2 separate regions of the Mus musculus genome follow, and region 1 is linked to region 2. Evidence: chromatin loops called from intact Hi-C (ENCODE). Cell type or tissue: heart. All regions are shown on one strand. Links, peaks and the distances in the headings refer to the core of each region. The heading gives the core; the rest is flanking DNA. Region 1 holds the start of Rrp7a (ribosomal RNA processing 7 homolog A (S. cerevisiae)). Region 2 holds the start of Cyb5r3 (cytochrome b5 reductase 3).

What was found. A loop is a pair of places that touch in the nucleus more often than their neighbours do. Peaks named below come from ENCODE experiments on the same cell type or tissue, not always from the same donor. Only the 100,000 strongest peaks of a DNase experiment are listed, where the experiment ranks them.
Region 1: a loop joins it to region 2, with 2.8 times the contacts of the local background. A loop is called at or near these places in 3 of 42 quality-filtered maps.

The regions. Positions count from the first base shown.
Region 1 is chr15:83,116,613-83,127,633 of GRCm38, forward strand. It overlaps Rrp7a (ribosomal RNA processing 7 homolog A (S. cerevisiae)), which reads right to left and starts at 6,189. Exons shown (of 7, transcript NM_029101.4): 1 at 6,050-6,189; 2 at 5,220-5,362; 3 at 3,280-3,405; 4 at 2,573-2,690; 5 at 1,465-1,562; 6 at 937-1,135; 7 at 1-359. The coding sequence starts at 6,122. The coding sequence ends at 274. It overlaps Serhl (serine hydrolase-like), which reads left to right. Exons shown (of 12, transcript NM_023475.3): 12 at 1-59. It overlaps Poldip3 (polymerase (DNA-directed), delta interacting protein 3), which reads right to left. Exons shown (of 9, transcript NM_178627.4): 9 at 9,356-11,021. In heart, for the core only: CTCF peaks have their summits at 1,958 (motif pointing right) and 5,875; DNase peaks (open chromatin) are centred at 1,924, 5,429 and 6,189; H3K4me3 peaks cover 1,520 bases; H3K27ac peaks cover 1,142 bases.
Region 2 is chr15:83,166,382-83,177,402 of GRCm38, forward strand. Cyb5r3 (cytochrome b5 reductase 3) reads right to left here and starts at 5,802. Exons shown (of 9, transcript NM_029787.3): 1 at 5,731-5,802. The coding sequence starts at 5,751. In heart, for the core only: a CTCF peak has its summit at 6,016; DNase peaks (open chromatin) are centred at 3,270, 3,840 and 5,900; H3K4me3 peaks cover 3,410 bases; H3K27ac peaks cover 3,035 bases.

The DNA of each region.
Region 1 (11,021 bases), core at 1,263-9,262, 50 kb before region 2:
GGGCTCTGAGGCTTCTGTGGCCTTGCCACCAGTGGTGGAAATAAAATCTCCCATCTTCACTGAGTTCCAAGTGGCTGTTGTCAGGAGGGGCTGCATGGAGGGCACGCTTGCCAGATGGTGAGCCAGGTATCCTGGGAGTGTCTTTCTAGGCAGGAGAGGGCAGAGGCAGCTCTGTGAAGGCCAAATCCTCCTCCAAGGCAGCCTTGCGTCGGTGCAGAGATGGAAGTGTGGGAACAGCTACTTCCTGGCCTGGTATCTGCTTGTCAGAACAGCTCAGTAGGGTCGGAATTTACGCTGGGCCCGCATCAGTTCGATCCTCTGCTTGTCCTCCTCAAACTTCTTTCGCAGCTGTGCCAGGTCTGGGGGTGAGGGAACACACAGTGGGTCACACGTATGTAGGAGATGCCAGCTGTCCCACTAAAGGGCCCCCCTCGACGTCCCCTAGTCCTGCTGCACCCCGGGTCAAAGTCAGGATCTTGCACGGAAACAGAACTGGACATTACAGCCACCCCAGAGGGCTAGGCTGAGGTGGGCGATGAGACGCCAAGAGAAGCAGGCCCAGGGGCACCTTTCCCTAGCCGTGGCCTTTGAGTAGGGGGCTCTAGAATTCGGTGGACTAACCAAGTGACTCAAGAGGTGGCATCTAGAGCTCTAAGGAGGGAGGACAGCGGACCAAGGCTGGGTCTGCAGGCAGCTGCTGAGTGCAGCCCACGCTTAGAGCATCAGACCAACAGGGAGAATGTCCTGAGAGCAGGATGCTGTCGGCAGCACGGAGACTGTCCTCCCTTGTGGCACCGGTGTGCAAGCAGCCTCGGGTCCCTCAGCACTCTGGGGAGCACGAGGACAGGGACTCTGACCCTGAATTCATGGAGGATGTGGCTGGGGACACCCTGCTCCCTGCCCCCGGATGTGGGGGTGCCCTCAAGTGCGTCTTACGCTCCATCTTGGTCTCTCGGTGCTGCCAGGCATAGAAGTTGAGCAGCTCCTTGCGGGCACGCTTCCGTTTCTCCTTCTCGAGAACACGCAGGCTGGCCGCTTCCGTCCGAGGGAGCACAGGCCTGCGGCCCCGGCGGGTGACCTTCACCCAGCCCTCCTCGTCAGGTACTCCCTCCTCTTCCTTGGCCTTAGCCTCCTCCTGCATGGAAGACGCTGTTGATGGGCAGGGCTCTGCAGCAGGAGGATGTCCCTGACTGGCTAGAGGCCCACTGCCGCCTCCTTTGGGCACACAGTGTCTGCTGGCCAGAACGGCCCCCACAGCTAGAGCTGGAAAGCAGTCATATCAAGGATGCTTTCTTCACCTATAGACCATTATAGAGTCCACACCACCCAGCCAGGTAGCTCAGGTTTCAGCAAGCAAAACTGGGAGCCTGCGCTCCTCATGGTGGCGGCACCACTGTTCCCTCACAGGCAACACACTACGATACAGAGCACAAGGGACACCCGGGAGTCCTGCTGAAGCCCCACCTCAGCTATCTTCTTGTCATAGGCCTCCATGAATGCGTCTACTTCCATTCTCAGGGCCTCAGGGTCCAGCACGGAGTCTTCATAGTCGCTGATCCACTCTGAGGGAGAGGGGGACAGGGCATAATGAAGGCTATGCTGGGAGAGCATCGTGTGCTGTTTAAGCCTGTTGCTCAGCTGACATGGCCCTTGTTGCAGTTGCAAAGGACCTAGGTTTTAGTTCCAGGCTTCAGCATGGTGGCTCACAATCACCTACAGCTTCCGTTCAGGGGAGCTCCCTTTCTGACTTCCCTGGACACCAGACACATGGTGCTCATACAAGCATGGAAGGCCAAACACTCACACAAAATAAACTCTTTAAAATAAAAAAAAAAAAAAAAAAAAGTGAGAGCCCCACCCCTGTCTCCTCAAAACCCTCCTGTGCCAAACCAGCCTGGCTCCCTGGCTCTGTGCCAGGGAGCGGGGAAAACAGCAAGCAGACTAACAGCTTCCAGCAGATGGCACTGCTTTTTATGCCGTGGTATGAAAGTCAGGTGCAGCTCATGGATGGAGGGATCAGCCAGTCGCTCCTACAGGCTGTCTTATTAACCTCCCCAGCGTTCTGTCTAGCAGCCTCAGCCCTCACTTGATGCTGTTATCTTGGCCTGCTCTCACCTCTGCTGGGCGCCGTGAGCATCGACCTGATGATGTCTGCCTGCCCCGTCCTTCTCTGCCGGCCAGACGCTCAGCACACACTCATTCAAAACCCAAGCTACAGCGATGGTAGAACATTTTCTAGGAAGTGACTGCTAAGAGGGGGCATTCAAGCTCCACTCAGATACGGCCAGCAAGCTGGGATCCCCTTGCAGAGACCCCTAATGTCCTGGGATTTAGGGCCCAGGTTCATGTGCTAGGCAGATCCTAGTGGCAGCAGCACGCTGGGCTAATGCCTCCTTGCCTGGTGCTGATGGCTCAGGCTATTCTGATGTGTCTCAGAAATAGCCCCTGCCAGCCCAGGCCTTTAGGAAGAGGGGGGCACAGCTTGTGGCATTCATAGATGCTGCCCCCAGAAAGTGTCTGGACCAACCCAAGGCCTGGGGAAGAAGCACTGGACAGAGCCAGCAGTACTGACTGTGAATTCCGCTCTTCACAAGGTGGCTCTCTGTAGAAACCAGCAATGGGCCCTTCAGGTTCAAGGCGGCCGACACTCCACTTGGCTTCTGGAACACCACATAAGCTACCTGAAAGCCCTGGAGGGAGAGAGACTGTATAGAGCCTTCCCACTTGTGACACAAGGTCCCCACACCTGCCTGGGACCAGGGGATGTAGGCGGTCACCTATCATCCCAGAGTGAGAGGGAGGGACAGCCATGCTCCTAGCTAGTCAACTGTTCCTGGGACACCTGTCCTAGCTCTTCCCCAGAGGCGGCACTCTTGAGGACTCAGTGGAAAGCAGGCTCACCCCAAGCTAGGGCAGGTCATAAACAGACAAGGCACAAACTCAGGGTCAGACTCCCTTGTATGTCACGTACAGGTGGAGCACCTGGGGAGAGAGGGGAACAGGAAGAAGGCTCCTAGAGCCAGGACACTTGTCCCAAGGAGGACCCCGCTGAAGTGGGAAGTGGGCTCTGGGAGACAGCAGGGCAGAGAGGGAAAGAGGAAGACAAAGAATGTGGCACGTCTGAGAGAATCAGAAGCCATCACTCTTACAACCTCCTAAATCACACATTACAGAGACTGCTATAGGGAATGGTCTCTCTGAAAGCCTACTGCTGAGCCCACCCAGGCCCCAGCCCCTTCCCCTGACTCCAGTGGAACCTGGTGTTACTGGGCAGCCTACCGGCACCGGCTTGGGATGGAAAAACTGTGACTTTGGCTCCGTGGGGCTCTCGGCAAGGTCGGGCTTCTCCTGCAGCTCCACTGTCTTGATGGTGCCGCAACAGGAGAGGCACCGAGACAGGCTCTCCTACCAGGGTCAGAGGGAGGCAAGGTATGAACACATAAGCTCCTTAGAGCATCCCGGCACCCGTAACAACCAAAGGACTCAGAGTCCAAACCTACGATGCCCAGGGCGCCCAGGTGCCCTAACAGTGACCAGGTCCCACGACAGCATGGAGGCAGGTGTCCCCAAGGTAAGAACTCTCATGTGACAAGTAATTTGGCCTCACCACCCACACAGCCGTTAATCACTGCAGTATCACTAAGAGTAGGAGGGGGTTTCTCAGGTCTGCTCATTACACAGACGTGCTCAGCCCTTGATAGGTACCAAGTAGACGGCTCAGCCCTTCCCTCCAACCTGCTGCCCAGGCTGGCACTGAATTCAGTCTGTACCCAAAATGGGCCCTGGACCACCACCACCACCAACACCACCACTACTTTTCTTCATCTTCTTTTTTGGCAACAAGTGACATACCATCAATTTTTAAAAAAAGATTTACGTATTTTATGTATAGTAGTGCTCTATCTGCATGTACACCTACATGCCAGAAAAGGGCATCAGATCCTATTACACATGGTTGTGAGCCACCATGTGGTTGCTGAGAATTGAACTTAGGATCTCTGGGAGAATAGCCAGTGCCCTTAACTGCAGAGCCATCTCTCCAGCCCCAGTCTTGAACTTCTGATCTTCCTGTCCTCAAAATCTGATTTATGTGGTCCTGGGGACTGAACCCAGGGCTTCATAATATTAGGCCAGCACTCTGCCACTGAACTACACCATAATAATAATAATAATAATAATAATAATAATAATAATAAAAAATCCCATCAGGCACCGTGATTCATAGCTGAAATCCCAGAACTCATGGGATGTGTTGTGTCCATGTATGTGGGGTAGATATCTAGGAGTTCGAAGCCAGCCTTGACTACACAATGACTTCCAGGATAGCCAGGGCTACTACATTAGGAGACCAAGAAATAAAGAAAAAAAGGGGGTGGAGTGGGGCGAATCATCTCAAACTTAGCAAATCATGTCTCCTGTCATTTACATAATATGTAAGTCTGAGATGTAGAGAGCTGGCCTCTTTTGGAAATGCCCTGGGCTCTATCTCCAATACAACAAGTAAATAAACCTTTAAAAAAAATTTTTTTGAGCTTTTTCTGGTTTCTCTGGTTAGCCCTCACTGTCCTGGAACTCGCTCTGTAGACCACCAGGCTGGCCTCAAACTCAGAGATCCAAACTTGCCTCTGCTTCTGAGTGCTGGGATTAAAGCCGTGTGGTGGCACAGGCATGCAATCCCAGAATTCCAGAGGTAAAGGCAGAGGATCATGAGTGCAAGGCCAGCCTCACCTACACAGTGAGTAGGAAGCCAGCTCATGCTGCAAGAGACCCCGTCTGAAACAGAACTACAAATGTCATGCTTTCTGTAAAAAATTAATAAGTATGTCTAGAAAGAACTGCAGTGATTACTGTTAGACTTGTCTTTTAAAAATGAAAAACTAACAGACAAACAAATAAAATAATGGTTGGAAGGATAATTTCCAAACCAGGTGTGACCACTCATAACTGTAATGAGTTGAGACGGGGAGGGTGGGGAAGTACAGCAAGTTCGAGGCCAGCCTGAGCCTCAGGAAGTTCTGAACAGCCCAGGGAGAGGGGGACCCTGCCTAGACGGCGGCAGGGAGAAAAAAAAAAAAACAAAACATATTTTTATTCTGAAACTCCCAGTCTTTCAACATCCTCCACTGAGGGTTTTGTAGGAATTTCCATCTGACCACCAGGATTCTGTAGGGCCCGTGGCAAGCCCCCATTCACAACCCACTGGTCTACCAGACTCTTACCTGTGTGCAGTACGGGGGCACATTAAGGATAAAAAGGGTTCGATCGGGAGGCCATGTGGACTGGGTGCCTTGGCGAACTCGGTGCTGTCTCATGTAGAGGTAATGAGGAGCCTGCTGCTTTGCCGAGAACTTGACTGGAACAGCTAACAGGGGAAACGAGCGCAGGAGAGTTTGGGGTACCCTGAAAGGAGGTCTGTGTCTATGCCACCCAAGTTCCAATTCACTATGTCTCTTTCTAGCTCCATCGGCCCGCCTGTTCATCCACCCATCCACGGGAAGCTGGAGGGAAATGTATTCGGATAATCACCGCAGGAGGCTGAGGGGGCGGGCACAGTGTTGCGTTCTCGGAGCATCCGCTGTCTGACATCATCAGCCCCCCCCCCCCCCCCCCATAGCATGGGCTGCTCTGCTTGGCACACCAACTCTCTTCCCTCCACCCATTCTTCGTTTAGGGCTAACTCCCCCCCCCCCACCCCTCCTGCCGACTTAGCCCCACCTTCCCAGTTAAGTCTACACCAGTGGGATGCGAATCTCGGGGCTGGGAGGGCGACAGCTGCGGAAGCGCTTGTTAAAGAACGAGACACGAGCAGAACAGCGGATAACTAGCTTCTGAGGACGACGAAGCTGCAACGCTGGGCCTAGGACGCCTGGCGCCGCCTGGAGGAACCGCGCCCGAGCCCAAGGCCTTTCGGAGGAACAGCCGCGGAATCAGCACCCAGAGTCGGGGCGGCGGGGTCCTGCACCCCGATACCTGACGAGTTGCCAGGGCCTCTGCCACCTGCAAGCCACCTTCCCGCAAAATGGTGGGTCCCTGGCCCTCAGCTGCTCACCTGAATACCCCGGTGGGCTCGGTATGCTCTCCTCGTGGCCGCCAGCCTTCCGTTTCTTCCTGCGAGACACCATCTTGGCCAACTGGGAGCGCAGAGACGGCTGGGAGTTCCGTGTTCCGGCGCCGCTGCGTTTCCACGACGACGGCGTCACGCGGGGCCCCGCCCTCTCAGCCCTAGGCCCGCCTCCCGGGATCTTGCCCGGCCCTAAGATTTAGCCTTCCCTGTCCTATTGGGAAGTAGAGGGAGGCTGGAGCAATAAATGGAAAGAGCACTGGCTGCTCTTCCAGAGGATAGGGGTTCGTTTCCGATCACTCAAAAATTATCTGGAACCCAGTTCCAGGACACGTGGTGCACAGGCACACTCAACACATAATTTTTGTTTGTTTTTCGAGACAGGGTTTCTCTGTGTAGTTCTGACTGTCCTCACTCTAGACCAGGCTGGCCTCGAACTCAGAAATCCGCCTGCCTCTACCTCCCAAGTGCTGGGATTAAAGGCGTGTGCCACCACTGCCCGACTATAATTTTTTTTTTTCTTTGAGACAGGGTTTCTTTGTATAGCCATGGCTGTCCTGGAACTTTCTCTGTAGACCAGGCTGGCCTCGAACTCAGAAATCTGCCTGCCTCTGCCTCCCGAGTGCTGGGATTAAAGGCGTGTGCCACCACTGCCTGGCTTATTTGAGATTTTTTTTTTAAAGATTTATTTATTATTTTACATAAGTACACTGTAGCTGTCTTCAGACATACCAGAAGAGGGTGACAGATCTCATTACGGATGGTTGTGAGCCACCATGTGGTTGCTGGGATTTGAACTCAGGACCTCTGGAAGAGCAGTCAGTGCTCTTACCCGCTGAGCCATCTCACCAGCCCCCGACTATAAATTTTTAAAAAATAAATAGCATTCCGTATAAATCGTGGTGCAACTGGGATTTTGTGCAGTGAGATGCCATGAACAGTCAGTCTCTTTAGTTGAGAGAGCAAGGGGCTGAGAGGCCTGGGGTTGAAACTGTAAACAAAGAGTACTTGCTGGCAAGCCTGACATCTTGAATTACATCCATGGAAGATGAGAATTGTTTTCAGCAAGTTATCCTTTGACCTCCACACCCACTCCATGGCTTATGCCTCATGGCATGAGCTCTCTCCCTCAAGAAAATACTGTGTGTGTGCTGAGACAGGATTTCACCATGTAGCCTGGGCTGACCTGAGGCTAGCTATGTAGACTAGGCTGGGTTCAGTTTCACATGAGATCTGTCTGCCTCTGTCTCCTCCAGTGCTGGGATTAAAGGTGGACACTGCCACACATCACCCATGCTTGGCAGATTTTTTAAATTTTTACAAACTGAAGTGAGCCCAAATAAACTTTATCCATCTGGGCATGGCTTTAATCCTGGCTGAAGCAGGAGGATACTTGTGTGTTCATTAGGGTTACCGTTGCTGTGATGACACACGACTAAGAAGTAATGTGGGGAGGAAGGCTTTATTTCCAGTTTCATGAAACAGTTCATTAGAAGCAGCGAGAGCAGTAACTCCAGCAGGTCAGGAACCCTGAGGCAGGGGCTGATGAAACGTACTGACTTGCTTCTCGTAGTTTGCTCCATTGGATTTCTTAGAGACCCCAGGACCACCAGCCCAGGGAGGGCCCCACCCACAATGAGCAGGGCCTTCCCCCAACTAATCACTTATTAAGAAGATGCTGGCTCCCTACAGCTGGAACTCAGAGACATTTTTTCAGTTGCGGTTCCCTCCTTTCAGGTGACTTGCTAGTGTCAAGTTGACATATAAGTAGGTGTGAGGCCTGGTTTGCAGGAACAAGGGAGCTGTTGTCTCACTCTGGAGAACTTAAACTCCCAGGAATACTTTACAGTGTACAGGTGATCTGTGGCATCAGGAAAGTAGCTACTTGCTGACAGGGATAGAATAGTACTTGGAAAGGGACAGCCTGAGAAACCTTCCGCTGCAGCCCAGCCATGTGCTCAGAGGCTGTCATTGTGAGGTGGAAAGAGACACCTTCAACTCTGCACCCGCAAGAGCACTCCCAGCTAGCAAAGAAAGGGATTTCCTGCTCCCAGACAACTGCCTAGAAGTTTACCTTCCACACAGAAGCTGCTGCTACTGTGCTGGGAGGGACCAGAACCCCGTCAAGCTGGCCAGACCTGGCATTCTCGTGGTACTGGTGTATGTGACAAAGCTGGAAGGAGGCAAGGCTCATTCCACAGCGTAACCTTTATGGTGAAGCCTGGGCTGCATTAGAGACTCCAAGATGATAGAGACGTCAGAGGCATGGATATCTAATAGAAAGCTGCATGTGAGAAGTGGAACCAGCTAGGGAGTTGTTGCAGAAAGCAAATCTGGAGGGGCAGGGCTATCTAAACTCTTGGAATCCGAAGTCTCCTTCACTGCACATGGAGCCACTGGGTTTAGTGTTTGTACTGCAGGGTTTTGGTCCATGGGAATGTACACTCTTTTTTTTTTTTTTTTTTTTTCATTTTTCGAGACAGGGTTTCTCTGTGTAGCCCTGGCTGTCCTGGAACTCACTTTGTAGACCAGGCTGGCCTCAAACTCAGAAATCCGCCTGCCTCTGCCTCCCGAGTGCTGGGATTAAAGGCGTGCGCCACCACGCCCGGCTGGGAATGTGCACTCTTGAGTGTACTTTGGAAGTATATATAATCTCTGATCTTAAGAATTTACGGGCTGGTGAGATGGCTCAACGGGTAAAAGCACCGACCGACTGCTCTTCTGAAGGTCATGAGTTCAAATCCCAGCAAACCATATGGTGGCTCACAACCACCCATAACAAGATGTGACGCCCTCTTCTGGTGTGTCTGAAGACAGCCACAGTGTATTTACATATAATAAATCTTAAAAAAAATATTTAAAAAAAAAAAAGAATTTACTTTGAGGCTGGAGAGATGATTCAGGGGTAAGACCACTGGCTGTTCTTCCAAAGGACCAGGGTTTGTTCCCAGTACCTACAAGGCAGCTTACAACTGTAACTCCAGTTCTCCAGGCACCATCTAGTTCTCTTCAAGCATCAAGTATGCCCATACACTTGTGCACTTGCGCATGTATGCACATGCACACACACACACACAGAAATGTGTGTGTGGGAACAGCCCAGAGCCAACAAGCTAGCTCAATAGGTAAAGGTGTTTACCCTTAAGCCTGATAAAACTGAGTTTCAATCACAGAACCCATGTGGCAGAAGGAGAGAATAGACTCCCTCAGGTTGGCCCCTGACCACCACACATGGGTCATGAAATGTACAGACATCCAATAAATATAATAAAATCCATGAAAAAAGACATTATAGCTCAAAGTTAGGAATAACAAACATTTATTGAGAAGTGGAAAGTAACAAGGCCCTCTTTTCTCCTGAACAAGACACAAAGAAATAATGCAAGGGAGTGGGGGACATGAGGGTTGGCCCACCTTCTTTTCTGTTTCCCAAGATGACATTATGATGCAAACACCCAAGTCCCCAAAGTACCACCTGGCCAGGAGGGTGCCCCAGCACGCCTAACTCACAAAGCAGGGGAGCCAGGAAGGGTCTCACCACCCTACTCTACACAAAGCCAAAGGCATGCCAGCTGTCCCCAGAGGTAAAGAGCTGGGCCCTCATGTATAGGGTGTCTCTTGGGTCAGGAAGGGGCAAACACAGAGGAATGTCTTCCAGTTTCTGAGAAGAATTAAGTTTGTACCCATTTCGAAGGGTGTAAGAGAAGGAGGTGTTTAGGAGTGGACACTGCAGTTGTCATTCCTAGATTCCTTTGCTGGGCAACCTTAGAGCTGAAGGACTGATTTTGACCCAAAAGAGACCCTTCCAGCTGGGCATGGGCTGGGATCTAACTCAGGAAAATAAGAATTAGCTGAAGTTCTCTTAACTGTGCTAGCCTTGAATGGGTCACAGTGCCGCAGCTTCCTCTACTTCCTCGGTTTGTCCCTTTACAGCACGCACAACTGATATTGTGCGTCCTTAGGATCCTGCTCCACCTATGACAGCTTAGCATCTTCTGTTTCCACTGTCAGGGGCCTCTGACGAGCTCTGGACCGATGCTATCTGACACTCGGCACCTGCCCACAGTTCCACACTAAACAATGCAGGAACACACTGGGTAAAGTAACCCACCAGCTGCTCAGACCACTCATCAATGTGGGTCACTGACACCAGCAGAGACAATGCCCTGGTGAAGGCTGCACTTCAGGCAAACCTGCTGTTCTGTAGATAACTGAAGGCAGAAAAGCAGAGCCAGAGCCAGCCAATGGCTCTGATCCAATCAATCTCCCCGAAGTCCTCTGTGCTGTAGAACACACAGAGGCGCCCGGGTAGAACCTGGAAAAAGGCTCAGCCAACTTGGAGCTGGCACCCACACCCACACCAAGCTTTGATGTTGCCCTATCAGGTGAGAATCAAGAGGGCTAATAGGCACAGGTCCCTTCCTCACTTCCATATGGAAGCTGAGAGAACTGACCCAAGGCCTTTGGCACAACACTAACAAGGGACCATGAATGCTGGGATGCCTTGCACACTGCCCGTCATCCAGCACTGCATACTTGCAGTCAGGGCTAGAGGGACAGTGGTGAGAACACAGGAAGCCAGTAGCCTGACGCAGCCCCCAGCTGTCCTAGTGCTCACTGAATGGCAGGAGGTCCCAGCTGTCCTAGTGCTCACTGAATGGCAGGAGGTCCCAGCTGTCCTAGTGCTCACTGAATGGCAGGAGGTCCCAGCTGTCCTAGTGCTCACTGAATGGCAGGAGGTCCCATTCATTCCGTTTTGTGTGAAAACTTCAACAGAACAAGAAAACTCTTGAAAACAAAACATAAAAAAAATTTTAAAAAAATTAAAAAAAAAAAAAAAGCAGTCTTTCCAATACGTTCCTGCACCCTGTGGCCCATGGGGCCACAAGAAGGCCACCCAGGGAAACAGTGCACCATATCTAGGGGAGAAATCAGCTAGGGGCCGAGGGCAGGGGAGGCA
Region 2 (11,021 bases), core at 1,438-9,437:
TCACGACACTTGTCACGCCATTCAGTCCTGTGTGCCTAGCACCATGAGGAAAGTTTTGAAAAACCTTAAACTTCTGATCCTCCTGCTCCTAAGTGTGGACATTACAGGCATGTGTGCCATACACGCCAGGCATGTGTGCCATACACGCCAAGCAAGGACTCTATGGAGTCAAATCCCAGGCCCAAGTTCTAGTTCTCAGCCCTGCTCAGAATCTACCTAAGAGCCCTTCACTGACCACAGAGCTCCAAGAGTCTAATGCACCGGCTTCCTCTGGGCCACTGCCCTGGGCACAGGGCCCCAGCATGTATGCACCAGTTCTTAGGGCTTCCATACTTTTTCCTCCCTGTTTCTACCCAGAGCCATGGCAACAAGCCAGTGAGGTTGGATAAGTTGAGTCACTTCCCATAATGAGCCTGAGTCTCTCTCTGGGTGCCGGGCGGCCTTCAGCACTGGCTGGGCACTGCTCCTCACTGGCTGAGTAGCCCTGGGCAACTGCTTTGGGAAGCTGCACTGAGCTGAAAGAAGTGAGTCACTGGATCTGGCTCCTGCCCTTCTCTGCTCCCTGGTTAGCAGGGATATGAACAGCCTCAGCAACAGGCTCCTCCTTCCTCTGCCATGACAGACTGACATCACAAGAAACCATCTTTCCTTTCTGGTTACTTCTGTCAGGAGACAAGAGTGAAGATGTGCTCTCACTCACTGAGCCGACTGCTCGGCCCCACTGTCCCCCTCTCTCAAAGCCCTGCCAGGACTCCCAACTTTCCAGTAGCTTCCGAGGGTACTCTGTCTGAGCCTCTTGTCCCATCTGCAAAAAGGAATGTGAGGCTCATCATGAGGAACTCTTCCCAGGGAGCAGTAGGCTAAGCTGGGAGCCTCCCCCCTACGGTCCCCAGAGGGGTGTGCAACCGGAGAAGTGGAGGGGACCATCAATCATCCACACACACTCCTCACCCCCAAACCGGCCCTGCAGGTTCAAGCAGCCCCAGCAGCCAAGGGCCCTTTGTTGGGCCCAGAACAAACTGCCTCTCTCCCAGCCAAGGCCTCACCACATAGGCCCCTGGTATGTTACCTGTGAGTTTAAAAAGAGTCAGTTCCTGGGTCCATAATACTTCCATCGGGACCATGCCCATTCAATGCACACCACTGTACCCAGCACCTTGTTAGCACTGTTCTGAGGCTCACGGACAGACCAAGCTGACGCCAGGGAGTATAAGCTCAAGGACACCCAAGTTGGAGGCCCGGCCCAGAACTCAGAAAGGGTTCCCTAGGGCTCTGGAGCCAGAAGTGATGGGGCTTCCAAAGGCCATGCACAGGGCAAACACCAGTCATAATCCCTGAGCTGGTACCACTCCAAGGACAGGGCCTTGCGTCCCTGGGACCACCCCATTTCAGCTTTTGACTGAGAGTGTATCGTTTACCCCAAGCCACAGAGGGGAAACAGGCTTGAGGTAATTGCCCTGCCCCAAGTCATACCACAGTCCCAGGACCACATTCATGCCACCAGATTCTCACGTGCCATCTCAGGGTAAACAAGTGGCTGGCCAAGGTGACAAAACCAAACACGAATGTGACTGCGATTTGAATTCAGGACTCCTCAGTCCCATCTTGCTGTTTCTGAGCCACTTCTGGGGACAAGTCCCACTGTGTCCCCATCAGAGTCTGTAGCCAGATACTATTCCCCCTTGGAAGGCATATTCCCGAGTCCAGCATCCCAAACCAATGAGCTGTTCCACCACCTCCAACACGCACAAGGAACCCACCCACCAGCCTTCAACGCACCCGATGTGTGGCTCCAACACAGACTCCTCTCCCTGCTCCCTCCACAACAACTTACCCTGCTTTGGCCTTTGCATGCTTTTCTTTCTGCCCCCCATGCCCTGCCTCGAGACGCATCTAGCCAGCAGATGTCTATGAATCCTTCAGAACCCAACCCAAATGTTAACTCTTCCCTGCAGAGCCATGCCTAGCTAACCAGGTCCTTGGCGACTTTTCACAGCCTGGGCCTCTCTGTAAGCTTTCTGGGCCTGAGGGTCATTCTGGCGATTTTTCTGCTACAGAAAATTCCATGGCAAGGAGCAAAACCACATCCAGAAACCACCACTGTTGGGAGACCTAGGAATGGGCATCAATGACTCCAACCAACTGGGCCCATGCTCGGTGAACCCTGGTTTATGGCTCCCAGCAGGACTGTTTGAGTACACTGTCAGGCTCACTAGCTGGAGTCCCCTGAGCCTGCAGCTTGAACATCAACTAGGGTCCCCATACCAGCCCTAGACTCAGAGTAGGGCCCCCTCTCCTGTCTCTGGGTAACTTTGGGGGGGGTGTCAAGACAGGGTTTCTCTGTGTAGCCCTGGCTGTCCTGGAACTCACTCTGTAGACCAGGCTGGCCTTGAACTCAGAAATCCGCCTGCCTCTGCCTCCCAAGGACTGGGATCAAAAGCGTGCGCCACCACTGCCCACTGCCCGGCATCTCTGGGTAGCTTAGGGTTGCCCAGTCACCACTATGCCAGCACTTGGTGCAGAAGGTACTCTGTAAATATTTGTGGACTTGCCACAAGGACAACAACATCTCTCTCTTCTGACCCCTCACGACCCTCTGACTTCTTACGATGTGTGCAAGTTTCCAAAAACAGGACAAAAGTCAAGACTGCTCCCCACTGAGGGAAGGGTTCAGCCCATCCTATTTTCCTGAGGCACAGCACAGGCTGCAGAGGGTGTCATGCCACCTGTCCCTGGCAAAGGACAGGCTTAATGAGCCAAGAACTGGCTCGTGGCCTAACCTCAACCCTCAGGCTGCATCTGGGAGGTGCTGTTGTCACTCCCAATGCAGGTAAGAAAACAGAGGCTTTGGGGACAAGCCTGAGCCCAGGGACATGTCTGGACACCGTGAGGGGAGAGGTGAACCTTTTCTAAATAAAAATTCCTATCTAGAAAGGAATGACAGCTGTGACAAGCCATCCTAGCTGTCATTCAGTCAGTCAACAACCTTAGCAGGAGCTCCTGTGTCCAAAGTAGGTGTGTGTGTGTGTAGCCCAGGCCTAAACCCTACATCCAAGGAGCTCAAACTAGAGGGGGGACAGACCCAGTCTCAGGGGAGCTGCACCAAGGCCAGGATCAGCAGGGCAAAGCTTGGGTCTCCAAAAGTTAGAGGCCCAACTAGACTTACTCACCAGGGGACTAGATGTATTCTGTCCTCACTGGCATGGGGTAAACCGGGTGCCCCCCCATCCTTCCATAGCACCTCCCTAGTCCCAGCAACAGGGTCAAGTAAACAGGAGGCAGATGGCCGAGGCCAAGTCCCTGCATCCCTGCCCCAGCTCCTCCTCAGCTGTGTAAATACACACACACACACACACACACACACACACACGCACCCTTACCCCAACCAGTTTTAAGTCCTTGAGAGCAGCTGCTCCCCATATTCTGACCCTGCAGGCCACATCCCACTGTACCAAGGAACCTGCCCCCTTCTTATCCTTGCTCTGACAGCAAAAAGAGGTAGAGAAACTGGGTCCCAGGGTCCCAGGAGGGAGCCCTGAGCTCACTCACTGCAGCTAAGGGATGCATAGCCTGTTCCTTACCCATGGGAAACCCTGCCTGGACTTCTCACTCTGTCCTTTCCCCTCTAAAACCCTGGAATCCACTCTGCCCAGGCTGGATAGGGAAGGTTGGTAGAGAGCTCAGTCATCGCCTCCCTCCAGGTACCAGCTCCCTGACCTGGGGCTTAGACAAGCGCCAGTCATAGGCTCGCTTACCTGCCCACCACCCACTCTCCTGCTGTCCTGCCAGGATCAAGTGACCACAGCCCTCCCAATCTTGTCCTAAGTGGGAGGAAGTGGGAGGATATGGAGGAAGTCCTGAAACGGGGAGCTCTGGGCTGGACTCCAGACAATGGGGGAAGGGAACTCAGGAGGAGAAACAGGTGGATAACTGAGCCACCCTCTGTGGAATCTAAGCCACCAACCAGGCCCAGAGATACCAGAAGCTATTGGAAAGGCCTTATATGTACTCCACAAAGGGAACGGGTCTGTCAAGGGCTTTCTGGAACTCACAAACAGGCAGAGAGGCAGTCCAGAGCGGCGGGCCAAGCCTGCAATGTTCTCCTGGTAGACAGCAGACTCCAGTGCCATCCTCTGGGTTGGGGCCCCCAATATATGCAGGAGGCCTCCCACAGGGCCTGCATAGCCCAGATAAGACATCTGGTACACCCAATACCCAGCAGCCACACAGGCCTCCAGGCCTAATGTATACCGTGGGCACTGAGGTGTCAGCCCCTTAAGTCAAAGACAATACCAAGCAACCCTTGGACAGATGAGGCCATGGTGGGGCCTTCTGATAATTAAACAGAGCTCTACTGCCTGGAAGGAACTACTGTTGACTTAACATGAATTGATGGAAAAGCCAGGTGCTGGGGTACCACCAACATGGTCCAAAAGGTAAGGAGAACCTGGGAATCAGGGGGAAGATAAGGGATCATGGGCAGTCTCTGGGAAAACTGGTCAGAATGTCATTATGGGGTGTTGTCACTCTGGGGTTTGTTTTGTTTTTTTTTGCCTTGGGCCAGAATGCTCCTTAGATGGTCCATACTGGACTGGTCACTCTCGCAAGAGCAAATGCCATGGCAAGAAGGCTGTCTTCACTAGGAGCCCTGAATCTTGCAGAGAGGAGAGAGGGCACCCTCCAAGACAGGCGCTGGCCTATTCTTGTCATACCCAAAGAGCTGGACACCTCAAGGGTATGTTTGTGTAACTGAGACTGGTCACAGTTCACATGGATGCTCTTAAGAAATCAGGGAGGAGCTGGACGGTGGTGGCCCACACCTTTAATCTGGCACTGGAGAGGCAGAGGCAAGTGGATCTCTGTGAGTTTGAGGGCAGCCTGGTCTACAGTGCATTCCAGGGCTACATTGAGAAACCCTGTCTCAAAAAAGAAAAAAAAAAAGAAAAAAAAGGAAATGAGGAGAGTGAGCTCTAGGATTGTGGAAGGGGCCTTGGTCGATCCAGTAACAGTGAGAGAGCAGATTTATAGACGTTAGACGGTCCCAGCATCCTCAGTGCCCTGGGCTGATGGCCAAGTCTAAGTGACACTTCTTTAGTGACAGTGCAGCTCTGTGAGTAACAAGAATGGCCAGGGCTTTTCTAGGTGACAGCTGGAAAGATCCTGGCCAACTACTGCCTTGTTTATGGCAAGAAGATGCACCCAACCCCTGTAGGGACACCCTACACATTTCTCCCATACACACACGCACCCCAAAGTACTCTTCCTGCCAGCTCACTCGTGTCCACTATTCAGGCCTGCATGTCTTCACACCCACACTCTCATTTCTCACACACGCCGCTGTCGGTTCCTCCACGCACACACCAGTGCACCTACGGTTCACACTTCACGTTCCCATTTACAAAAACCCTCGCACCTTTCACATCCCCCACGGGCGCAGGCACTTCAACTTTCTCACACTCACAAGTCACGCCCACTCAGGCGGGCGCGCACGTCACTCATTCCCTATTCTCATTCGCGCACACCCAACAGGGTCCTCAATGTCCACCCCGCGCTCGGGGCTCCCCCTTGGCCTGAGGCCGGGCCAGAGTGGCGCGGCCACTAGCCAGGGCGTGAGTCACGGTCTGCAAGGGGCCGGGTGGGGCGCGGGGCTCGTGAACCGGTGCTGGGCGCCCCGGATCGTACGGTATCCCCACGGTGCAAGCCTGGGGACCCCAGACCCATGCCGCCTACCGTGCTCAGCTGGGCCCCCATGGTGGCGAAGAAGAGACGGTGGCCTCACGCACGGTTCTACACCCGCTACTCAGCCGGCCGCTCCCCCAACAACCCGCCTCGGTCTCAACACCTCGGAGGCGGGGACGCCCTGCGGAGCCAGTCAGGAGCGCGGAGGTGGGCGGATAGGGGGCGGAGACTCCCAGTGTCCCCGCCCACTTCCGCTTGTGAAGACGGGAGTGCGCGCTGAGTGGCTGACGGCGCTGCACGGAAGAGGCTCGGCGAGAGACTGGCTACTGTGGCGCCTCTGTGTGGCTTCGGGAGGTAGCTTGTGGCTTCTGGGCCTGTTTTGTCCTGGTGAAGAGAACAAGATGTCGCCCCCGTGATGGGCTCTCAAATCCTGAGCCTTCGGTCCTGGGAGCCTGCCGGAGCTGATTGTGCTGGCCAGGGCTCTACCCGCTCACGGGGCGTGTTGCCAACACCGCTGGCTACAGAGTTCAGGCTACAGCCCTGCCCTGCCCCATTTTCAAGCCTGCGAACCAGTCGTTCCTTCCTGAACAAATCTCCAAACGTACTGAGGCCAGTTCCGGATTAAAGTTCAGGTGTCACCTCTTTAGCTAGGCCAGCTCTGGCCCTGTGCTCCCTCCAAGGGACGCCACTAGTGCAGAACGGTCTTTGTAGCGCTTCAGTTATCCTGCCTGTTTATTCACGATGCTCTGCGCCCACGTACCCATTCCACTAGATGGTGGGGCTTCCCCAAGCCAGGAGTCTGCAGTCAGTTCTCTGTGTACCCGGACCTCAGAACAGAGCCTATCACATACTCTATAAACACTCGTATGTCCCTGGCATTCCGGAGTTTTCTTCAACCTGGTCCTGGCCAGATAGGGAATGGAAGACTGCTCTGAGAGCGGCAGAGTGAGGAAGAGACTTGCTGCCTAAAAATTGAGAACTATTAACCAAACTCTTCAATACCGGAACACTTGATGACCCAAGCGTTCAATACCGGAAGAGGCAGGTGGATCTGTGAGTGTTCCAGGCTACACGGTGAGACTGCTAGTTACTTTTCTGTTGCTGTGGTAAAACACCATGACCGAAGGCAACTTTAGGGAAGATGGAGTTTATTGTGTCTCACAGTTCCAGGAGGATAAGAGCCCATTATAGCTGGAAGGCATGGCCGGCCACAAGCAGCAGGAAAACCTGGCTCGGGGAGAAGGATGCTGAGAGATAACACTGTACCTTAAGTGGGAACCTGAGAGAGAGCTGGAAGTGGGGCCAGGCTATAGGCTCTCAAAGCCACCCCAGGCACATTTCTTCATCCAGCAAGACCACACACCTCCGTACCTCCCCACAAACCATCACAAATTGGGGACTAAACGTTCAAATACACGTGCCTATGAGGGCCATTTCTTATTCAAACCACCACAGAGACCCTGTCTCAAATAAATAAATAAGGAGCAATGGTCAGCACATCTGTGATTCCAGAATTTGGATAGTGGAGGCAAGGGTTCAAGGTTATCTGACCCTGGCTACAGATTGACTTGAGGTCAGCCTATGCTACATGAGTCTCCGTCTCAAAGAAACAAACAAGTGAAAAAAAAAAAAAATCAGGAGCTAGGCTGTGGAAGGGCACCTACTACCCTGGGATATGAGGCTGGATCTAATATCAGTTAAGTATTATTCTGCTTTTAATCTCAGCACTTGGGAGGCTGAGACAGGAGGATCACAGACACAAGCCAGTCTGTTCTACAGAGTAAGACCTTTGTTTCAAAAGGGGTGAGGGTGGATATGGGGGCTCCTCTTGTGTCTAGAAGTAAGGAACCTATGCAATGTGTACCAGAGGTCTGAACTGTGGTCTTCACGCTTGCGCAGAGAGCACAGCTCCTGTTACCATCAGAGCCATCTTCCCAGCCTTCCCTGTTGCCTTCCTTAGGGTCCTTACTGACTGGCCATCTCCTTTCTCTCTGGCTGAACCTCCTCACAGTTGCTTCTCTTCCTAAAGATAGCATCGGTCAGGGGTCAAAGGCCTCACTGAGGCACCTCCCTGCTACTTCAGATCCTGTCTGCACTCATACTTCAAGCGACCGGCAAGATGTCAAACGTAAAGCCAGAGAGGAGACTTCACTCTTGAGATTTTGACGGACACTTCCACAGAAAGAAGACTGGCTGTCACAGCAGGCGTCACACTAGCATGGCCCCCTGACTGGTCATATATGACCTCCAGGCCATGCTGACTCACGACCTGGAAAAGCAGAACTGATATCAAAGTGGAAAACAGTTGAAGCTCATTCCAAAATCCAGACAGATCTTGTCATCTTAGGGAAGAGTCATGGGGTCAGGAGAGTTGCTATGACTACTGAACTGTCCAGAGGAAGAGTCACAGGTTGGAGAGATGACTCAGAGGTTAAGAGCACTTGCTACTCTCAGAGGACTAGAGTTTAGATCCCAGCACTTCCAACCATGTCAGCTCCAGCCCTAGGACAAAAAGACCATCGGAAAACACAGGTTATTTACATTATGATTCATAACAGTAGCAGAATTACACAAAACAACTTTACGGTTGGGAGACACCATTACATGTAGAACTGTATTAAAGATTGCATCATTAGGAAGTGTGAGAACCGCTGGTCTAGGGGAACCAACACCCTTGCCTGCCCTCCATGAATACCTTGTACAAATATGCTCTTACACAGCCATAAATAAAATAAATCTAAAAAAACGCAAGCCACCTGAGACTCTGCTGTTCCCACTCTCCAGCCCTTGGAGCCAGAGCACCCGGTGCTTAGCTGCCTCCAGCCCTGGTGAGAACTGAACTCCAGCAAAATGTGTATCCAAAGTTGTCTGATTTTGGTGTCTGTTTGAAGACTGTGTCTCTCTCACTATGTAGGCCAAGCTAGCTTCCACCTCCCAGTGATCCTCCTGCCTCTGCCTCCTGAGTTCTGGCTCACAAGCTTCTCTCACTATGCCTGCCTTGTTCTGTTTGATTACTGAACTGGGTCTCAACTCTCCACAAACTCTCTTCCCAGATCTCTGATCTATAGAGTGGTTGAGTGCTACCCACAAGTCCTTGCTTCCCAGGGGGACACTGTCTCTCTTCCTGTCACTCTCTCCCCCCAACCCCTGACAATCCTGGCCTCCTCCCCACCCTGGCTGATCCAGACTTTAGCTCAGATAGGGATGTGGCTTCGAGGATGGCAGACAAAGCAAGCTGAGGGAGCCTATGGTCCATTTTCTTTGGAGTGAAGGAGATAGATTTCTTCCCAGGCTCCTCCAAGGGCTGACACTAGGCCTTACCAGGGCATCAAGAAAAGGGAGTGGGTGACATTGGGAGCAGTTAGCAGTAAAGCTGTTGTTTTTCTTTCTACACACATCGCTCTCCTCTCTCTCCCAGACTTTCATCCCCTGATGACTACCAGCATTCTTGTTCTTTGGTGTGTTTTGATTGTTACAAATTTTAATTCCTTTTTAAAAAAGAATTATATATTTATTTTATGTACTTAAGTACACTGTAACTATCTTCAGACACACCAGAAGAGGGCATCAGATCCCATTACAGATGGTTGTGAGCTACCGTGTGGGTGCTGGGAATTGAACTCAGGACCTTCGGAAGAGCAGTCAGTGCTCTTAACCACTAAGCCATCTCTCCAGCCCTTTTTGTTTTTTCTTTCTTTTTTTTTTTAAGATTTATTTATTTATTATATGTAGTAACTGTAGCTGTCTTCTGACACTCCAGAAGAGGGAGTCAGATCTCATTACAGATGGTTGTGAGCCACCATGTGGGTGCTGGAATTTGAACTCAGGACCCTAGGAAGAGCAGTCAGTACTCTTAACCACTGAGCCATCTCCAGCCCCCACCCTTTTCTTTTTTTCTCTTCTCTTCTCTTCTCTTCTCTTCTCTTCTCTTCTCTTCTCTTCTCTTCTCTTCTCTCCTTCCCCTACCCTCCCCTTTTCCTTCCTTCCCCACCCTTTTTAGGGTCTCACTGGATAACTCCCAGCTGGCCTGGAACTCACTTATAGCCCAAGCTGGCTCTGAATGCTCACCTCAGCACTACCCCAGGCTCAGCCTCCTGAGTGCACGGATGGCAAACTTGCTTCTGCATCCAGAGCCAGGTGTTCCTGCCCACTCTTCTTCCAGGCACTTAACAGGCAGGTCTCCTTTCATCTGGTGACAGATAAAATCAGTAGGTATTCGATGTCAGCTTGCTCCATCCCTCATGGCACCCGGCACTGGGCAGATCTTGGGCAGATCTTCCCAGGGAAAGGCAGTCCCTTGCTTTGAATCCCATGAGTATCCCAATCCCCATTGACTCCATGCTGGGTTTCACAGTCCTCAGTGATCCTGGCCTGGAATGATGGTCACTGAAGTGGTTTAGGAACCGCATAAGTAGAAGGAAAAAGACATATGACCTAATCCCTCAAGGCCCTGCTATGACCTAAGACCAGAATTTCCTTATCACTCCCTTTCCTTCAGGCATTGGCAGAGAAACCTCAGCCCGACCCAGACCCTTGATCCACAGAAAAGGCTGAAGGTCCTTCAGTTTTTGATATAGGAATGAGTCATGGTCCAGAGAGAACAAAGAATTGATATTTTGTGTTTGTTTGTTTGTTTGTTTGTTTGTTTACATGGGGGTGGGTGCCCACGAGTCACCGGACATGTGGAGGTCAGAAGACAAGCCATGAGAACCTGTCAGCTGCTTCCATCTTGTGGGACCCAGGGAGCAAACTCAGGGCATCAGACTTGCAGGGGAGTGGCTTTCCCTGCTGAGTCACCTGACTAGCCAAGGTGAGGAACGGAATCCACAGTGAAACACCACTTTCCTGGGGCCTCTGGCTCTAGTCCTTCCTGGGATTGCTGAGGGTTTGGATAAAGGCTCCCAGGTAACTTCAAGGGCAGATCTGAGGGCCTGAGCTGGAGTTACCTGAACCCTGGCCGTATCCCAGGTACTGCTTAGAGGTTCAGGAGTTACGTTATCAGATTAAGTGTAAATAAGTAGAGAACAGATGATTAAACTCTAACCTCACAGTTTCCCCCTTTTTTTGTTTGTTTGTTTGTTTTGATTTGTTTTTGGTTTTTTGAAAACAATTTGTCTGTGTGGTCCTGGCTGTCCTACAACTCATTTTGTAGACCAGGCTGGCCTTGAACTCAGAGATTCACCTGCCTCTGCCTCCCAAACTCTGGGATTAAAGGTATGCACCACCACCGCCCAGCCTTGCCTCACATTTTAGTATAAGTATGTATAAGTATGTCTCACATATTGTTTCATACCTCCTGGGTGCTGAGTTCTAAAGTGTGCACTCCATGCCTGAACCCCTGG